Regions from separate parts of the Mus musculus genome. Here region 1 is linked to region 2. Evidence: chromatin loops called from intact Hi-C (ENCODE). Cell type or tissue: left cerebral cortex. All regions are shown on one strand. Links, peaks and the distances in the headings refer to the core of each region. The heading gives the core; the rest is flanking DNA.

What was found. Peaks named below come from ENCODE experiments on the same cell type or tissue, not always from the same donor. Only the 100,000 strongest peaks of a DNase experiment are listed, where the experiment ranks them.
Region 1: a loop joins it to region 2, with 11 times the contacts of the local background. A loop is called at or near these places in 34 of 42 quality-filtered maps.

The regions. Positions count from the first base shown.
Region 1 is chr11:103,099,156-103,107,481 of GRCm38, reverse strand. Plcd3 (phospholipase C, delta 3) reads left to right here and starts at 5,824. Exons shown (of 15, transcript NM_152813.3): 1 at 5,824-6,102. The coding sequence starts at 5,952. It overlaps Acbd4 (acyl-Coenzyme A binding domain containing 4), which reads right to left and starts at 5,794. Exons shown (of 11, transcript NM_025988.2): 1 at 5,694-5,794; 2 at 4,386-4,800; 3 at 3,838-3,956; 4 at 3,462-3,582; 5 at 3,376-3,389; 6 at 3,310-3,374; 7 at 2,929-3,049; 8 at 2,593-2,679; 9 at 2,004-2,237; 10 at 1,248-1,387. The coding sequence starts at 3,919. In left cerebral cortex, for the core only: a CTCF peak has its summit at 4,632 (motif pointing left); DNase peaks (open chromatin) are centred at 3,823, 4,587, 5,261 and 5,759; H3K4me3 peaks cover 3,143 bases; H3K27ac peaks cover 2,526 bases.
Region 2 is chr11:103,155,578-103,163,903 of GRCm38, reverse strand. Gm51919 (a long non-coding RNA gene) reads left to right here. Exons shown (of 3, transcript XR_003949776.1): 3 at 1,306-1,505. Among named protein-coding and RNA genes, the nearest start is that of Gm51919, 11 kb to the left of the region's middle. In left cerebral cortex, for the core only: CTCF peaks have their summits at 1,559 (motif pointing right), 2,226 and 4,689 (motif pointing right); DNase peaks (open chromatin) are centred at 4,719 and 5,142; H3K4me3 peaks cover 410 bases; H3K27ac peaks cover 506 bases.

The DNA of each region.
Region 1 (8,326 bases), core at 228-8,227, 57 kb after region 2:
GGTTTAAACTCCCTCCCCCCTTTGGTGGGGTCAGAGATTGAGTCAAGAGCCGTATGCTTCCTAGGGAAATGCCCTATTGCTGAACTATACCCCCAGCCCAAGCCCAGATATTTTATAATCTATAAAACAGATTATAATTTCAACTGGGCAATTTAGTAAGACCTTGTCTCAAACAGAAAGACGGGGCTGACTATCCTTCCTTGATTAGGAATCCCTAGTATTGGGGTGGAGGTGGGGGTAGGGAATCCTTTGCATTTCAAGTGGGTAAAAGGTAAAGGGGGGGGGGATCGTTGAAGAATGCTCTGAGGGGAAAGGTGGCAGTGTTGAAATCCTTGTCACCAGGGCTCAGATCCACCATACCCAGTGGGTTAAAGAGTCACACCAGGGATCCCCAAGTAGAGCAGCTAGGCCCATTCCTGGTATAACCACACCAGGCTTCTCTCTAGGGTGGGCACCAGCTGACTTGGGGCCACCTGTGCTCCATCCCTTGCTGTTTAGCCGTCATAGAGATAGCAAGAGAGCCCATTTGAGGAGACCACTGGGTACTGGGCACCATGAAAGCAGTTCAGGAAAGGTCTTCCATGTTATGTGCCCTCTGGTAAGCTAACTTCTCACACCTCTGTTTCCCCTTCTGTGAGAGGGAAATAAAGCCAGGTGTGGTGGTGGACACCTATAATCCCAGCGCTTGGGAGGCTGGGGCTAGAAGATTATACATTTTAAGCCTTTGTCTTGCCACAAGCAAATAGACAAAAGCCAAGCCTGTAGGCCACACGGGGGTGGGGGGAGGAGAAAAGGAATGAAGGGAGGTGGAAGGGGTGGGGTGGGTGGGAGAGAATATCAGCAAATTAGTAGCAAGCCAGTAGGCGGCCAGGCAGAGAGGGATTGGTCCTCCACTCCTAGCATGCCCTTCCCACACTCCCTCAGGGCGTAAACACTCCCACTGGGTGGCTTTAACCCCACCCAGCACTTTTCGGGCAGAGGCAGAAGGATCTCTGAGTTCAAAGCCAACCTGGTCTACAAAGGGAGCTCCAGGCCAGCCAAGGCTACACAGAGAAACCCTGTCTTGGAAAAAAAAAACTAATTAATTAATTACAGTAATTAATTAATTAAAATAGAGGTCTCACTATTCTCTGCACAAAGCAGTGGACAGTTGGGAGTCACGGGGCCCAAGCCAGAAGCAGCTGGCTGAGGAACCAAGAGTAGACTTCTGAGGTAATCTCCACTCTTGACATGAAGGAAGGACTCACCTGCTTGAGTGGCTGGGGCTTGCTCTCCAGGCTCTGTAGCCTCCTGTGAACGTCCTTCATGCTTTCCTGCATGGCCCGGACTGTCCCCACCAGCCATGTGTCCAACTCCTGTGGGCCTATCAGGCCGCCTCCCAACCCCTCTGTGGAGCACAGAAACACAGGGAAAGGACTCAGGAGTCAAGATGCACGATCTGGGGCAGCTCCAGCGAGGGTAAAAATGCCCTTTTCCCACCCCGCACTGGGACCTTGAGCAGGCCTGGCACAGGACAGTAAGCAGGCATTGGAGTGTGGCCACTGGGTGTGTGGCTGTGTGACTCTGGGCAAACCATTCATCTCTCTGGCCTTGTCTTAGCTCCTAAAGATGGTGTCTTCCTCACACCCTATCTGCTCAGAGGAACTACTTAGGAAAGGTACCCCTTTGGAGATTTAGCACACAATAAGTTCTAGACAAGCACAAGGCAAACAGAGCTAGCTCACTGTCTTCCCCTGAGAATTCCAAATGGCAGGCAGAGAGAAAGAGCAACTTCCCAGTGCCATATACCCGTCTACAAGTCGCCTGGCTTCGCTGAGGGTGCAGAGGCCAGCGATCTCAGGAAGTGCCAGCACTGGAATTTTGCTCCAGGCAGGCATTTGGCTGCTGGGTAGCCCTCCCGGGCTGCTCTCCAGCGGCCCCATTCGACTTTAACCTTTGTCCTGACTGGGAGCCCAGGGAAAGCCTAGGGTCCTAAGAACGAGGTCAGGGTAGGAAGCTCTCACCCTTCTCCCCAGTGGACTCGGGGCTGCTCCTGGTGGTCAGCTCTCTGCCAGCTGCTTCCTTCTGCTCTGCCCAAACCTGCTGAGCTGAGGAGTCCCAGATCCCAGGGGGGAGGTGGCACAACTCGGGCTCAGCAGCAACGGGGGACAAGACAGGCAGTCTCACCAACTCTGGCTCTAGCTGTTCCACGGAGTCACAGAAAACCTCCAGGTCCAGGTCTCTGGGTGGCCGGGACTCTGGAAGAGAGAAAAGGAAAGGAAGGCTTGTAGGAAGGACAGCTGCACTTGGGGCTGGCGGGGCAGGGGGGGGGGCACTCCCTGCCTTTGGGAGGAGGGGGGAGAGTGGGCCACCGAGTACCAAGTCCTTCCTCAGGAGACCCAGAGTTCTTCCATAGCAGGTACGATGGGACCAAGATATGAGACCCTGCAGAGAGTCTCAGAGCTTCCCCTTGGCCTCTGAGAGCACAGGAAGTCTCAGTGTCCCTGGGCATGCGATACGAAGGGGACAGCATGGCATCCAGCTTCTCCTCCCCTGCAAGTGTCCCTTCCCAGTCTAGGTATGGTCCTGTATCCCTCCCGCTCAGCAGCAAACCTGGACTTGGAGGCACTGGCTCCTTGGGGACACAAGAAGGCTCTGGAGCCGCCTGATCCTCTCTCTGCACCAACGGCTCCTTCCAACCTGTCAAGACACAGCACTCAGACTCAAAGGTGGGGCAGGGAAGAAGCTGGCATCTTCCAGTGAGAGAAAGTCCCTTGTCCCCATTAGTCATGCATACTGGCTGATAACAGGGGCACCGACTCAGGTCCGCACAGAAACCACACCTACAGCTCTTGGTTCCTGCTGCCCTACAGCTGACAACCACCCAACAGCCTAGACCCGAGACAGTTCACTCTATTGTTATCAGGGCTCCCATTCTGGAGATCTGACCTGTGGCCCTTCTCAAGAAGGTTTCTGGGGGCCTCGGCATGTCAGGGATCACCTGGTACAGGGGCTCGAAATAACCAAACATATCCTCTGCCACCTCGCCCAGGGGCACTGTGTCGATCACCTGTGCAGGAAGGGGTTCTAATGGAGCAAGCTGGTCCCGCCCGTTACCACCCACAAACCCCCTCTCCAGCTTTGCCCCGAACTACCTCCTTTCCATACACTTCCACCTCGTATCAGTCAGGATCAAACAGAATTGGGGGTTAAGGGCAACAGAAAAGGGATTTCCAAAAAAAAATCAATGGATAGAAAACATGGAAGCACATCCCTGGAAGACTGAGGGGCAAGCCACCCTTAGGGACAGAGCACCACAGCCCTCACTACCTTCTGTGCCACCAGCTTCATCTCAGAGATGTAGGCAGACATGGCTTCCTCCCTGCTCATCTTGCCTGTTCCAGGCATCCCTAGGAGGCAGAGGTCCATGAGAAGTCTGGGTGACAGATGAGGCATTTGTACCCTGCAGGAGGGGAGCTCACCACTTGTAACGTCCAATGGGGTCCCAGAACCCAGGCCGGGGGACCAGGCAGGGCCCCATGGTAGCCTGCTTGTAGTAGCTGTAGAATCGCAGCATCTCTTCATAGGAGGGGCGGTAAGAGCCTGAGCAGAGGGTTGGGAAGGGGAGGGTACCTCATCAGCCCCAGGTCCAAAAGGGAGGAGGCTGCACCTTGGAAGGGCAAAGGTGGCCCCGGATTTCACTCATAGCATCTAAGACAGGAAGCAGAGGGGACCCCACCACAGCCTAGGGAGGAACTTGTTTGTCAACATTTGCAGGGTACAGGCCCAGTTTCATCTCATCTCGGGGTCGGAGCCCAACCATCGTGAACCCTAAAATGCTGATCTGTACAGGCTCACCATTCTTAGGCAGGTTCTGAATGACGCTGACTGCTGCCTGGAACTGTTTTTGACAGTCGGGCTCTTCCTTCTCGGTACCCATGCTGCTTCGAGCTCTGGAGCCCTACTTTGAAGCGACTCTGCAAGAGTGAGTGTCAATGTGACCAGGCTTCATGGTCCACGGTGGCATCCTAAGTAAGCCACCGGACCGGTTCCCAGAGGGGCAAACTTAGTCCTAAGAACGGATCGCTATCCCAGGAGGCCAGAAGTTGAGCTGAGAAGGCTCCTTCTCCTACCTCAAGGCAGCGCCAATGAGGCCAGGGTGGCGAGGACCACCAACTTGGCCATGAGTGGGAGGGGAGGCAGGTGGCAAGGGTCTCAGAGCCACGTACGTCCCCGGATGCACCTCTCTAGACACCCATTTCCAATTCCTGAACAGGCGAATCAGCGAACGAGGAGGAGTCAGGATGGGACGAACAGCCTTCAACCCTGGCTCCCCGCGCCCCAGCCTCTCACTCACCCCTAGGCGCCCACTGCCAGGACACCAGGGTCCTCTTCTCATCACTCACCAGAGGCTTCCGATTGACCTCTTGTTCCAGAGGGGCAGGGATAGGGCGGGATACAGAGCTAGGAGAAAAGCCAACCAGAGGCACCGTTTCGTATTGGTCTTTTATACCCTAACCAGTAAGGAAGGCTCTTTCAAGATTATGCAAATAATGCTATCCTGCCTCGCCCAGCCAGGCGGGGCTAATTTATGGGTGGCACTCCGCACCGCGCGACAGCCCGAGGCGGGCTGCAGCGCCTCCCGGTGGACACACTGATGGTCGCAGAGTCCTCGCGCCCCCTGGTGGAAACCCACGGGAGTGGGTTGATTGATGCGGGCTCCGCCTGTCCGAGGCACCTCGACTCAGCTCTTGGAACACGTCTACGCTGGCAATAGAGGAGAGTCCTGGAGCCCGGCGTTCCGCAGAAAGGACACTGGAGCTGAGTTTTGGAAAAAGTAAGAGTGAACCAGAAAAATAACAACAAAAAAAAGGAACACTCCTGGAAGGAATCAAGAGATCAAGCAGAGGCGAAGGTTTGACAAATAGTAAGCAAATTTAAGATCGCAGTGGTGATGGGGACTTAAGCTAGTATGAAGAATTGTCGGGACTTGGATAAATGAGGAAAGAATACAGCGGGACAAGTAGATGGAGATTCTAGGACCCGAAACTCGCTACTTTTAGCGTGGGAAGCCTGGCTGTAGGTCGCGTCCAAGTGACAATATTCGACCAGCTCGCTGCCCCTATCCAAAGCTCGTGCTTGAAAGCCACATGCACACTCCACCCTTTCGCATTCACAAGGGTACGTCTAACACTACACCGGCACCCGTACAAGGAGGTTTTCCTTGGCTGACGTCATCAACACCTTGGCAGAGTGTTGTGCAGATCCCTTGACCAAGGATGGAGTGTCGCTCTGGGGTACCAAGCTTCTGGAACTCTAAACTTAGTCTCATCTTAGTCTTCAGATCGGTTGGCCGCAAGGCATCCACCTTTGAGGACTGGCTATTGGCCCCGAGCCCGGAGATTAATTCATGACGTCACTGCCCGAGCCTCTCGTCCCCATTCCTGCGCAGCTCTGCTTCAGAATTCTATGGGTTTCCTCCGTACTAGGACCCTGTGGCCCGGGACGATCTCCTATAGATCTGTCCCTTGTCTGGCTCCCTAAGGGACCCGGCTAAGGTGGATGGACTAGGGTCCTGAGTTCCCAGAAAAAATGTGTCTGCGCCGGAGGACAAACCTATCCCTCCGGGAAATTCAATTCCCTTCAACAGGGACTCTGGCCAATGGTAGAAAGGAGATCCGGGGACCTCTAAGGAAATGGAAAGACCGACTCACTAGTAGGGGCGAACGCGTAGACACCAGGGCGCGCAGCTCCAGGCCTGGGGTCCCGCAGGCGCCTCGCACCGCCTAAGTTCGGCCTCGCTCCGCCCACCTCCACCTCGTCCCTCCCTCTCTCCCTCCTCCCGAGGTCTCCTCCTCCTGACTCCTAGGGCGCCGCTAAGTTTCTTAGCTCCGGACCGCGCCGCGGGCTGTGTTCCCGTTGCCCGGTTCTCACGCACAGATCCCGGGCCTGGCCCTGGGCCCTTCGAGACCATGCTGTGCGGTGGCTGGAAAAGGAGTCGCCGCTCGCCGGAGGAATCCCGGGTGTCCGCCCAGGTCGCAGCGCCCCTCGCGTTCCCGCCCTCGCCCGCGTCGTCGGACAGCAGCACCAAAAGGCCTGGGCTACGGGCACTGAAGAAGATGGGTCAGTGACACACAAGGATGGGTCCGGGTGGGCGCGCACTGTCTCTAGGGACAACCTGGACGGAGCGGGGTGTACGGGCCACCTGGTTTGCCAGGGTGCTTGGAATTGGGGAGGATCTGACCAGGAGCACCAGCACTGTTCCAGTTGGGGTTCACACCTGGGGTCATCAGACTTCCAGGCTGTTTTAGAAGGCTTGGATGCCCCCGGTGCATTCTCACCGGGAGGCGCTCGCGGGGCCGTGCTGGGGTGAGAATTTGGGACTCGGGGCATGGATAGGGTTGCTGGAGAGTGAGGAGAATGGACTGAGAGATAAAGCTTGGAGTTAGGTTGGGGATGTAGCTCAATCGGTAGAGCTCTTAGCTCTGGGTTAGATCCCCAGTATCACAACGACTTACTGTTGTTAATCTCCCAGCACTGGCGAGGTGTCAGTAGGAGGATCAGGAGTTCAAGGTCATTCTCTGCTACAAAGTAAAGTGTGTGTGTGTGTGTGTGTGTGTGTGTGTATGAGTCTGGGGTCTATGAGACTCTGTTTCAAAAAAAAAAAAAAAAATACAATGCCAGGCAGTGGTGGCGCGCGCCTTTAATCCCAGCACTCGGGAGGCAGAGGCACGCGCACGCGGAGGTACGTACATTCATCTCCCAAGTGCTACTTGAGGTCTGTGGGCATCTTACAGCACCTGCTGTTCTTGATCCTGAGGGGCTGTTTACAGATGGCCTCTGCGAGATTCTAGACACCCAAGCCAGCCCTGTAACCCTCAGGTCTTCTCTGCCAGCAGTAACAAAGCCCTGGCAAGACCCGGGGCAATGGTGCGAAACAGTCCAGCTTCCTATTTCAGAGGTGAGAGGGAAGTCACTAGTCTTCAAGGAGCCCTCGAGTCGGCTCAATACCGCTGTGGTTTGCAGGTGTGGTGCTAAGCTCACCTTCCTGAGGTAGGTGTCCTGCACCCCATTTCACAGAGGAGGAAACTGACTCAGACATCAAAGAATCTAGTCGGGGCCACTCAGACTGTGTGCCATCCCAACCTACACGCTCAGAGTCTCGGCAAAATGGGACTCCCTGGGCTTGAACAAGGAGCATTTTATAAACTGTGAAGTGCAGGAAACTGAAGTGGTTTCTCAGGACTGTCAACCTGGTGACAGAACTCAGGGGTCCCAGATGCCAGCCTCCCCGGCTTCCCTCTCAGCTGTGCCCTCCTCTTCCTCATTCCACCAGAATGTATTGGATGTCCTCACCATGAGCATTGTGCCTGGGGCAGCTCTTCATCCTTCTCCGGTCCAGTCATTCAAGAAGTCAATATTTACCTACCATACAACAACAAACACAGCACACGCGGGCCTGTCCAAAGAGAGCTAAACAGCTCAGTACTGCTGTCAGAAGACGGACCTTGAGGGAAAGAGTCAGGGAGGGAGGAGCGGACTGTGATGCTGGGGAGGCAGAGAGGACCCCACTGAACCCCAGAGCTGGATGGAAGCTCATGTGAAGAGGAGAGAGGTAGACAGACACCTTAGAGTTTCTCTGAAGTTTGGGTGGTGCTAAGGGTCCCAGAAAATCCACTGGCTGAGTTAGAGGAGCAGATGGATAATAGGGTGGTCAAATAGGGCTGAAAGGAGGCAGGGAGTAGCTCGTGAAGAGGTGTTGGGGTTCAGGTGAGAGAGGCACAGAAGAGGAGGACGCACAGGCACGAGGAGGAGACAGGGTGGTGGCTGTCTAATATGAAGTCAGCCGTCTCTGGCTAGAGGTGGCACTAGTGGGGTTGGCTGTGTAAGATGATCTGCCACGGAGGCAGGACAGGGCTCTCGGGAGAAGCAGCCTGAGCCGTTGGCCCCTGGGGGTCGTGGATGCTGCTGGGGACAGAAAGGAAGCTTCCCACACCTGGGGCCATTTGCTGAGCCCCCGTCAGTGGCCACAGCACTAGGCCAGGGGCCGAGGCCACCAAGCAGGACAACTGAGGCTTGCCCTAGAGGTACACAGTGTAATAAGAAGAGACTTGTGGACACATAATTACGGGAGCGCCCAACTGAGTGTGTGTCAGCTGAGCGAGGCTGCACGGGAGCCCTGTGGAGCTCATCCTGAAACTATGGACTTACCAGCATGTCATCGTGCCCTCCCTGCCACTGGCTGAGTGACTGCTGAGTGACCACACAGAGTGTTGTAAGGAATGCCACCTCCTCAAGCAGTGCTGAGCCCACAATGGCTGAGGCCTAGGCCTGTCACCCACGTAGC
Region 2 (8,326 bases), core at 108-8,107:
ATGAAGTATTCAAATGAAATAAAAATTTGAGATTCAGTTCTTCAGTCAGACCATGCTACATTTCAAGAGCTCAGTAGCCCCTGGGGTTAGTGGTACCATACTGGAAGGGACAGATACAAACCACTTCCATCATCCAAGGAACTTCTGCTGGAGCCCGAAGGGCCTGGAATCTGGGTACTTGGGAGATGGAGGCAGGAGGATGCAGAGTTTAAGATCATCTTGAGTTACATAATGAACTTAAGGCTAACCTGAGCTAACAATATGGGATCCAGCCCTCCCCCGACCCCCAAGAAAACCAATGAGTAAATTCTGTTGGACACTGGTGGTCTAGCCGGTGAAGCGGGATGCCCAAGGGACTACTTATTCATGGGGAAGGATACACTTGGGAGAACCAAGAGTGGTACCTTCCCTGCCTTGCTGTAAAAGCAGAGTACACCGGGAGGTTGGGAAGACTTCATGGTAAAAAAGGCATTTGAAGCCCAGAGGTGGTGGTGGTGGTGGTGGTGGTGGTGGTGGTGGTGGTGGTGTGTGCCTTAAGTCCCAGCACTTGGGAGGCAGAAGCGGGTGGAGCTCTGTTCAAGGAGCCTGGTCTACAAATTGAGTTCTAGGACAGCCAGGTGACCAGAGTAAGAGGATAGAGCAAAGAGGGAGAGCAAGGTTTGGATAAGTGTCGTTGTATAAACAGTGATCAGACCAGCTGTGGCTACACACACCTTTAGTCTCAGTGCTCAGGAAGCAAGTACTAGGGAGGCAGGGGCAGGAGGATCTTTGTGAGCTCAAGGCCCACCTGGTTCACAGAGAGAGAGAGAGTTCTGGGCCAGCCAGGACTACATAGTGAGATCTCTGCTCCAAAAAAGATACAGGTGGGGAGGGGGTTTTAGAGATTTTATTTTAATGATTTATTTATTTATTTTATGTATATGAGTACACTGTCGCTGTCTTCAGACACAACAGAAGAGAGCATCAGATCCCATTACAGATGGTTGTGAGCCACCATGTGGTTGCTGGGATTTGAACTCAGGACCTCTGGAAGAACAGTTAGTGGTCTTAACCACTGACAATCGCTCTACCCTGTTTTAAAGTTTTTTTAAATATTAGTTTTGTTCACATGTATGTGTGTGTGAATAATGTATGCTACTTCTGTGCATGCCCATAAAAGCCAGAAGGGAATGTCAGATCTCCTGGTGCCTGAGTTATCAGAAATCTTTAGGATCATTTGGAAGTTTTTCTCATTTTCTTTGTAAAATTAAAATATTTATTTATTTATTTATTTACTTACTTACTTACTTGCTTGTTTACCTATAGGGGGTGATGAAGAGGTGACACAGAGGCTAAGAACACTCACAGTTCCTGCAGAAGACCTGTGCTTGGTTCTGAGTGTCCGCATGGTGACTCATAACTGTCTGTAACTCCAATTCCAGGGGATGTGATTCCTTCCTCCGGTCTGCAAGGGAACTGCAAAACACTATACATATAAAATAAAAATAATTCTTTTTCAAAACTAATCCTTTTTTTTTTTAATGCATGTTGCCACATGAGTGCAGTGCCAACAGAGGCCAGAAGGGGGCGTAAGATCCCTGGAGCTTGAATTACTGGAGGTTGTAAGAAGCCTAATTTACAGAACTGAGAACCAAATCTGGATCCTCTGGAAAGGCAATATATGCTCTTTACCAATGAGCATCTCTCGAGGCACACACTCCCCTCGTCTGCCTTCTTTCTTTCCTTTCTTTATTTTATTTATCTATTTTATGTATTTATTTATGTATTTATGTATTTATGTGTTTATTTGTTTGTTTGTTTGTTTGTTTAAAGATGGAGTTCTTTGACCCAGGCCTGCCACCATGCCCCAGTTTATGCAGTGCTGGAGATAGACCAGCATTCTACCGACATCCCCAGCACCTTTTTTTTTTTCTTAAACCAAAAACTAGTCAAGAACAGTTGAGGGCCTGCCCAAGGCTAGAGAAGGTGGGAACACGTGGGGTTTTGGGTTTTTTGTTTGTTGTTTGGTTGGTTTTTTTGAGACAGGGTTTCTCTTTGTTGACCTGGCTGTCCCAGAACTCACTCTGTAGACCAGGCTGGCCTCAAACTCAGAAATCTGCCTGCCACTGCCTCCCAAGTGTTAGGATTAAAGGCGTGCACCACCACTGCCCAGCCGGGGTTTTGGTTTTCAAGGGGAGGTGGGAACTGGCCCCAGTTACCAGTGAGGTACTGGAGAAACAGTGGCGCCACCACATGGACAGGAGGAAAGGGGAAAAAATGACTGACAGAAACAATGCCTCCATTCCAGATCTTCCAGCTCTGAGCAACATTGCTGAGGGAGTCTGGGCAGGAGGTGGAGTCAGAAACAACAGAGGACAGAGGGCTGGGCGCTGAGTGGCAGGCCCGAGGGGCGGGGGAGGCAGGGGCGCTGGGACCCAAGTCAACAGCCAGGAGAATCCAGGAGTGGTGGCCTGGGCTTGTAACCCCCACCCCACCCCAAACAAACAGAAGGACCTCTGGGGTTTCTGGCCAGCCAGCGGGGCCCCAGTGTGGAAACCTGTCTCAAAAATTAAGGCAGGCAGATTTCTTGAGGAAGGACTCCCAAGGCTGACCTCTGATGTCTACACACATGCGAGCACACAGGTACGCACACCTGCCGCTGCACACGCATGTGCGCTCACACTCACACGCCCCAAATAAGAGAAAGCCAGGCATGGAAGCAAGTGCCTTTAATCACAGCACTCAGGAGGCAGAGGCAGGCAGATCTCTGAGAGTCTGGGGCCAGCCAGGGTAACGCTCGAGTCCCTCGTCTCAAAATAAGTAAAGAAATCAAAGGAAAAAGACAGACATGATGAACGGACATCTGATCCCAGTCTAGCTGGTGCACCAGAGGAAATAAAGAGTCTGTGAGAAAAGAGACTCGCCGAGCACTGGGTACCACTGGATAAGTTAGTGTTAAGTTCCTGAAGGTGAAAAGGCCATGCTGATGCAAGACAGAGCTCTTGGGAAATAAATGCCCACTGCAGTATTTGCCAGCCGAGGGTCATGTGCTCGAGGCCCGGCTGGTGATTAAGTGGCCTTTAGTGAGTGCTAAGCACAGGCCCTCCGGCCTCCTCCTCAGAAGTCTTAGAATATATTTAATACACAGATAAAAGAGAACAAATAGGGCAAAATTTTAACGAAATCATTTTTTAAAACTTTTCTATAATCTTCCATATCCTAATAGCCACCCAAGTATGAGTTCAGATCACAACACTCACTACAAAAATAAAAAATAAAAAATAAAAAAACAGTATTCGTAGTGTCCGCCTGTAATCCAGAGTTGGAGAGGAGGAGAAGCCGGATCTCTGAGGCTGATCATCTAGCCAGTGCAGCCAATCAGTGAGCTCTAGATTCAGGGAAAGAAAATTCAAGTAAGGGCCTTAGGAAGTAAGGGTGCCTGCTGCCAAGCCTGCCGACTTGAGTTTAATCCCTGGGACCCACATGGTGGAAAGAGAGAACAGCACACATGCACACACACATACACACACAAACACACACACACACACACACACACACACAATATATATATATATATATATACATATATATATATATACACACATATATATACATATATACACACATATACATATACACACATATACATACACACACACATATATATACATATATACACACATACATATACACATAAATATACATATATACACACATATACATATACACACATATATATACACACATACACACACATATACATATATACACACATACATATATACACACATATACATATACACACATATACATATATACATACACACACACACACATATATATATATATATATATATTTTTTTTTTTTTTTTTAAGTACTCCAGTGGTGATGCCGGTGGTGATGGTGGTAGCTGTGCATACCTTCAACCTCAGCACTCAGAGAGCAGAGGCAGGAGGGTCTCTTCGGTTCAAAACCAGCCTGGTCTAAGAGCAAATTCCATGACATCCAGGGCTCACAGAGAAACTGTGCCTTTCGGGGAGGGGGGTGGCAATTAAGGTGAAAGAGCCTGGAAGGTGGCTCAGCAAGTGTGAAGCCTGGTAGGTGAGAAGAGACTCCTAAATGTTGTACACACACACACGCTTTGCCACACACAAAAATTATCCAAGTAGCATAGGTCTGGAATCCCAGCAGAACAGCTCCAAGTCTCAGGTTTACCCGAGCTGTGGAGCAAATTCAAGCCACTCGTGAGACCCATCTCAAAAGTAAAAATACAGCTAGCCTGACATGGTGAAGCAGGCCTTGTGAACTGAAGCCAGCCTGGTCTACAATGTGAGCTCCAGGACAGTCAGGCTAAAGAGACTGCACAGCGGTACTGTGCTTGCTAGCATGCGCGAAGTCCTGAGTTCAATCCACTCTAGCCTCAAAGTCTGCAGGCAAAAAAAAAAAAAAAAAAAAAAAAAAAAAAAAAAAAAAAAAAGCAAAACAGCTATCCAAACCAGGAATCTCCCAAAGTTAGAGATGTTATTGTTTATTTCGCTTCCAGAGCTGGCCGAGAACCAGCAGTGTCCCGGGAGCACGCGGTAGAATGAGGGGCACAGGTGGCCGGAAAGGCAGAGTCCTCTCGCTTCAGAGCATTCCTGCCTGCCGACATTTTCTGATCTGACAGCTGGAGTGGCCAAGGACCCAGGCCAGGACTCACCGACAGGGTCCCCGGGCTGTGCGGACCCGGACGGCAGGTGGCGCTGTTGAGTCAACACTGGCAGAACCTGACTGAGCGCCATGGGAACCTGGAGCGGGTCAGCCATTGGATTTTCTTCCAGAACCCAGGGCCCAGGAGCTGTGTGTAGCCTCGCTGACACTCCCCGGACCCGGCCTCCAGCTCTCAGGCTGCCAGCCTTTCCTATGACTTCCCTCCCTACAGCCGATGCCCCAAGGCCACCAACCCCTCACAGGATGCCAAGTGGAGGACAGAGGAGGAGGCATGGGCAGGCTTCATTCAATTCCTGGCTCTAGAGTCTAAGTAGCAAATTAATCTTCCCCTTCCCTCCGCCCTGTCCTCCCTCCTCCCTTTCCTCCTCCTGGGCAGCTCTATCTAAGTCGTTCAAAACAAACATGTTTTCAGCCCATCCCACGCTTGCCCTGCTGGGACCTATTCAGAAACGCTAAGTCCTGGACTCCAGTTCCTTCTGTGGGATCCAGGGGGCAGGGTAGACATGGGAAAGGGCTGACAGCAGGTCTAGGTGCTGGGGTGGAGGAGGGGCAGGCAATACAGTCTTCCTGCAGTCTCCGAAGCAGGGACTTTCAGCTCTCTACTGGCCTACCCACGTTCAGCTCTCTGCTGGCCTTCCACAACTTTTCTGAGTTCCCTTCGGGAGATTTACCCGATGCACCGATGCACGCAAGGCTGACAGAGCTTGTCTGGGACCACCAAAGGTGCCAATATCTATGGTGACTTGTGCAAAGGTCCAGGTCTACCAGTGCTTTTTAGTAACATTTCCCAACATCGCGGGACTCCTCGTTCTTCTTTGGGATCAGCAGTTTACCTGGGATAAAATTCCCTTACTGAATTTGTCTCACCAGACCCATCCAGTGTTCTTCTTCCTGGGGCCTTACTTCTACCGGGACTGGGGGACAGGGAGGCCAAGACCCTGTAATAGGCTCACAGTGTGTTCTTTTTCAAATGTATCTTATTTATTTATTTATTTATTTATTTATTTATTTTAGGTTTTTCAAGATAGGTTTTCTCTGTGTAGCCTTGGCTGTCTTGGAACAGACCAGGCTGGCCTTGAGCTCAGAAATCTACCTGCTTCTGCCTGAGTGTTGGGACTAAAGGTACCACCACTGCCAGGCTCTTAAAAGAAATTCTTTAGGTGACAGAATTTGTCCTTGGCATTTAAGAGACTTCTGGGCAGAGGAGGAAAGAGGGGAGGAAAAGAAAAATAGAGGGGACAAGGATAAGGAGGAGGGAAAGATTATTTTGACTTTTTTTTTTTAATTGTGACTTCTTTAGAGTCAATTTCTCATGCATAAAATACAGTTGACATAGTGGTAGCAGTGGTGTCCTTAATCCCAGCACCTAGGAGGCAGAGACAGGCAGATCTTTGTGATTCTGAGGAATGTCTGCTCTACATAGTGAACTCCAGGCCAGCCAAGAGCTAACCGAGTAAGCCTCTGACAAAACAAACATGGAAACCTCATCCTAATGAAGCTGACGTGAGAAAAATAAAAGATGGGTTTCAAGCACTTGGTCATGACCTTTAACCTGGTTGGGGGGGGTGTCTTTGTTTGTTTGTTTGTTTGTTTGTGTTTTAGTTTGGTTTCCTTGAGACAAGGTCTTATGCAGTCTAGGCTATCTCCAAACCACTATGAAGCTGAGGCCAGCCTTCTCTTCTGATCCTCCTACCTCCACTCTAAGAAAGGCTGGGATGACAAGTGGATACCGTGACACCTGGCTTTCCAACAGATTGAATTTTAGAAAGGGAAGGAAAACAGTAACCAGGCCAGGAGTAGCAGCCTGTGGATCTCAACACTCACAGGCTCAGGCAAGGCAGAGAGTTCAAAGCCAGCCTGGACTACATAGGAAAATGAAGTGTGCCGGGCAGTGGTGGCACACACCTTTAATCCCAGCACTCAGGAGGCAGAGGCAGGCAGATTTCTGAGTTCGAGGCCAGCCTGGTCTACAGAGTGAGTTCCAGGACAGCCAGGGCTATACAGAGAAACCCTGTCTCAAAAAACCAACAAGCAAACAAACAAACAAATAAATAAAGGAAAATGAAGTGTTGCTGATTTTTGTTTGGGTTTACTGTCATTTGTTTCTAGACAAGATCTTGCTGTAGCCCTCAAACTCAAAGAGATATGCCTTACTTTGGCTTCCCAAGTACTGGGATAAAAATGTGCAAAGCCATGCCTGGATTTACTTTGTATTTATTACTACTGTGTGTATGTACATGGTATATATGTGAATGTGCGTATATGATGCTGTGCTGGGGCGGAAGCCAGAGGATAACTGCAGAGTCACTTCTCTTTTCTCACTCTGTTGGGCCGGCACCTTATCCCAAGAGTCATTTCACCAGCCCCATAGCTACGGTTTACAGGTGAAATGTCTGCAGAGGCCCCTGTGTGGAGGCTTGGTCCCTCTTGGTGGATGCTTTTGGAATTAGTAGCAGCTTTTTTGTTTGTTTGTTTGTTTTTCGAGACAGGGTTTCTCTGTGTAGCCTTGGCTGTCCTCGAACTCAGAAATCCGCCTGCCTCTGCCTCCCGAGTGCCGGGATTAAAGGCGTGCGCCACCAGGCCCGGCTTAGTAGCAGCTTTGGGAGGTGAATTCTATAGCTAAGGCAAGTCGTTGCAAGGTGTATGTTTTGAAGATTATACCCAGATCCTGTTTCTGCCTCCATTTCTGCTTCCTGCCCACTGTGAGGTAAACAGCGCCCGCCTACCCCCACCACTCACCACCACCACAACGTCCTGCTTCCCACAGACCCAGAGTCAACAGAGCTAAGAATGATGGACTGAGGTCTCTCTGAAACTGTGAGCCAAAATAAGTCATTTCTGCCCTTGAAGTTGTTTTTCTTGTGTATTTATCACAGTGCCAAAATAATAAACACAGGAGGAAGCAATGACAACTAGAAGGAAACTAACAATGTCTGGAGCTGGAGATGTAACAAGGGATTAGAGTGCTTGCCTAGCACGCAGAAAGCCCTGGGTTTGAGCCCCACCATTGCATATACTGGGCATGGTGGCACGTATACCATACTACGGTGGATCACATGTCTGTACTGCCAGCATGTGGAACAAGGAAGAAGGAAAATCAAAAATGTAAAGTCTTTCTTAGCTACATAGCAAGTTCAAGACCAACCTGAGATACAAGAGATTCTGTCTAATTAATTGATTAATTAATTAAATGTTGACTGGCATGGTAGTCCAGGCCTTTAGTCCTAGCACTCAAGAAGCAGAGGTAAGAGGGTCTCTAAGTTACAGGCCAGCCAAAGATAATAACCACTACCATAGTGAGGCTCTCGAAAGCGGGGGGAGGGGCCTGGAGAGATGATTCAGCCCTTAACTGCTCTTCCAGAACCGCACTGGGCTTCCAGCACCCATGCCAGGCAGTCCACAGCTCCCTTTAACTCCAAGGAATCTAACACCCTCTGGCCTCTGAGGGTTCCGGCACAAACATGGTATACATAGACTCATGAAAACACTACGAATAAATAATTTTTTAGAAAGAAAAGAAAAACAGAGAGCATTACTTTTGGATAGGCTGAGAAGCAGAATTCTCCTACTCAGCTAGTGAGGATGGGGGCTCTGGGGCAGTTTCTCTTAGAGTTGAAAATATGTCTGCAGAGACAG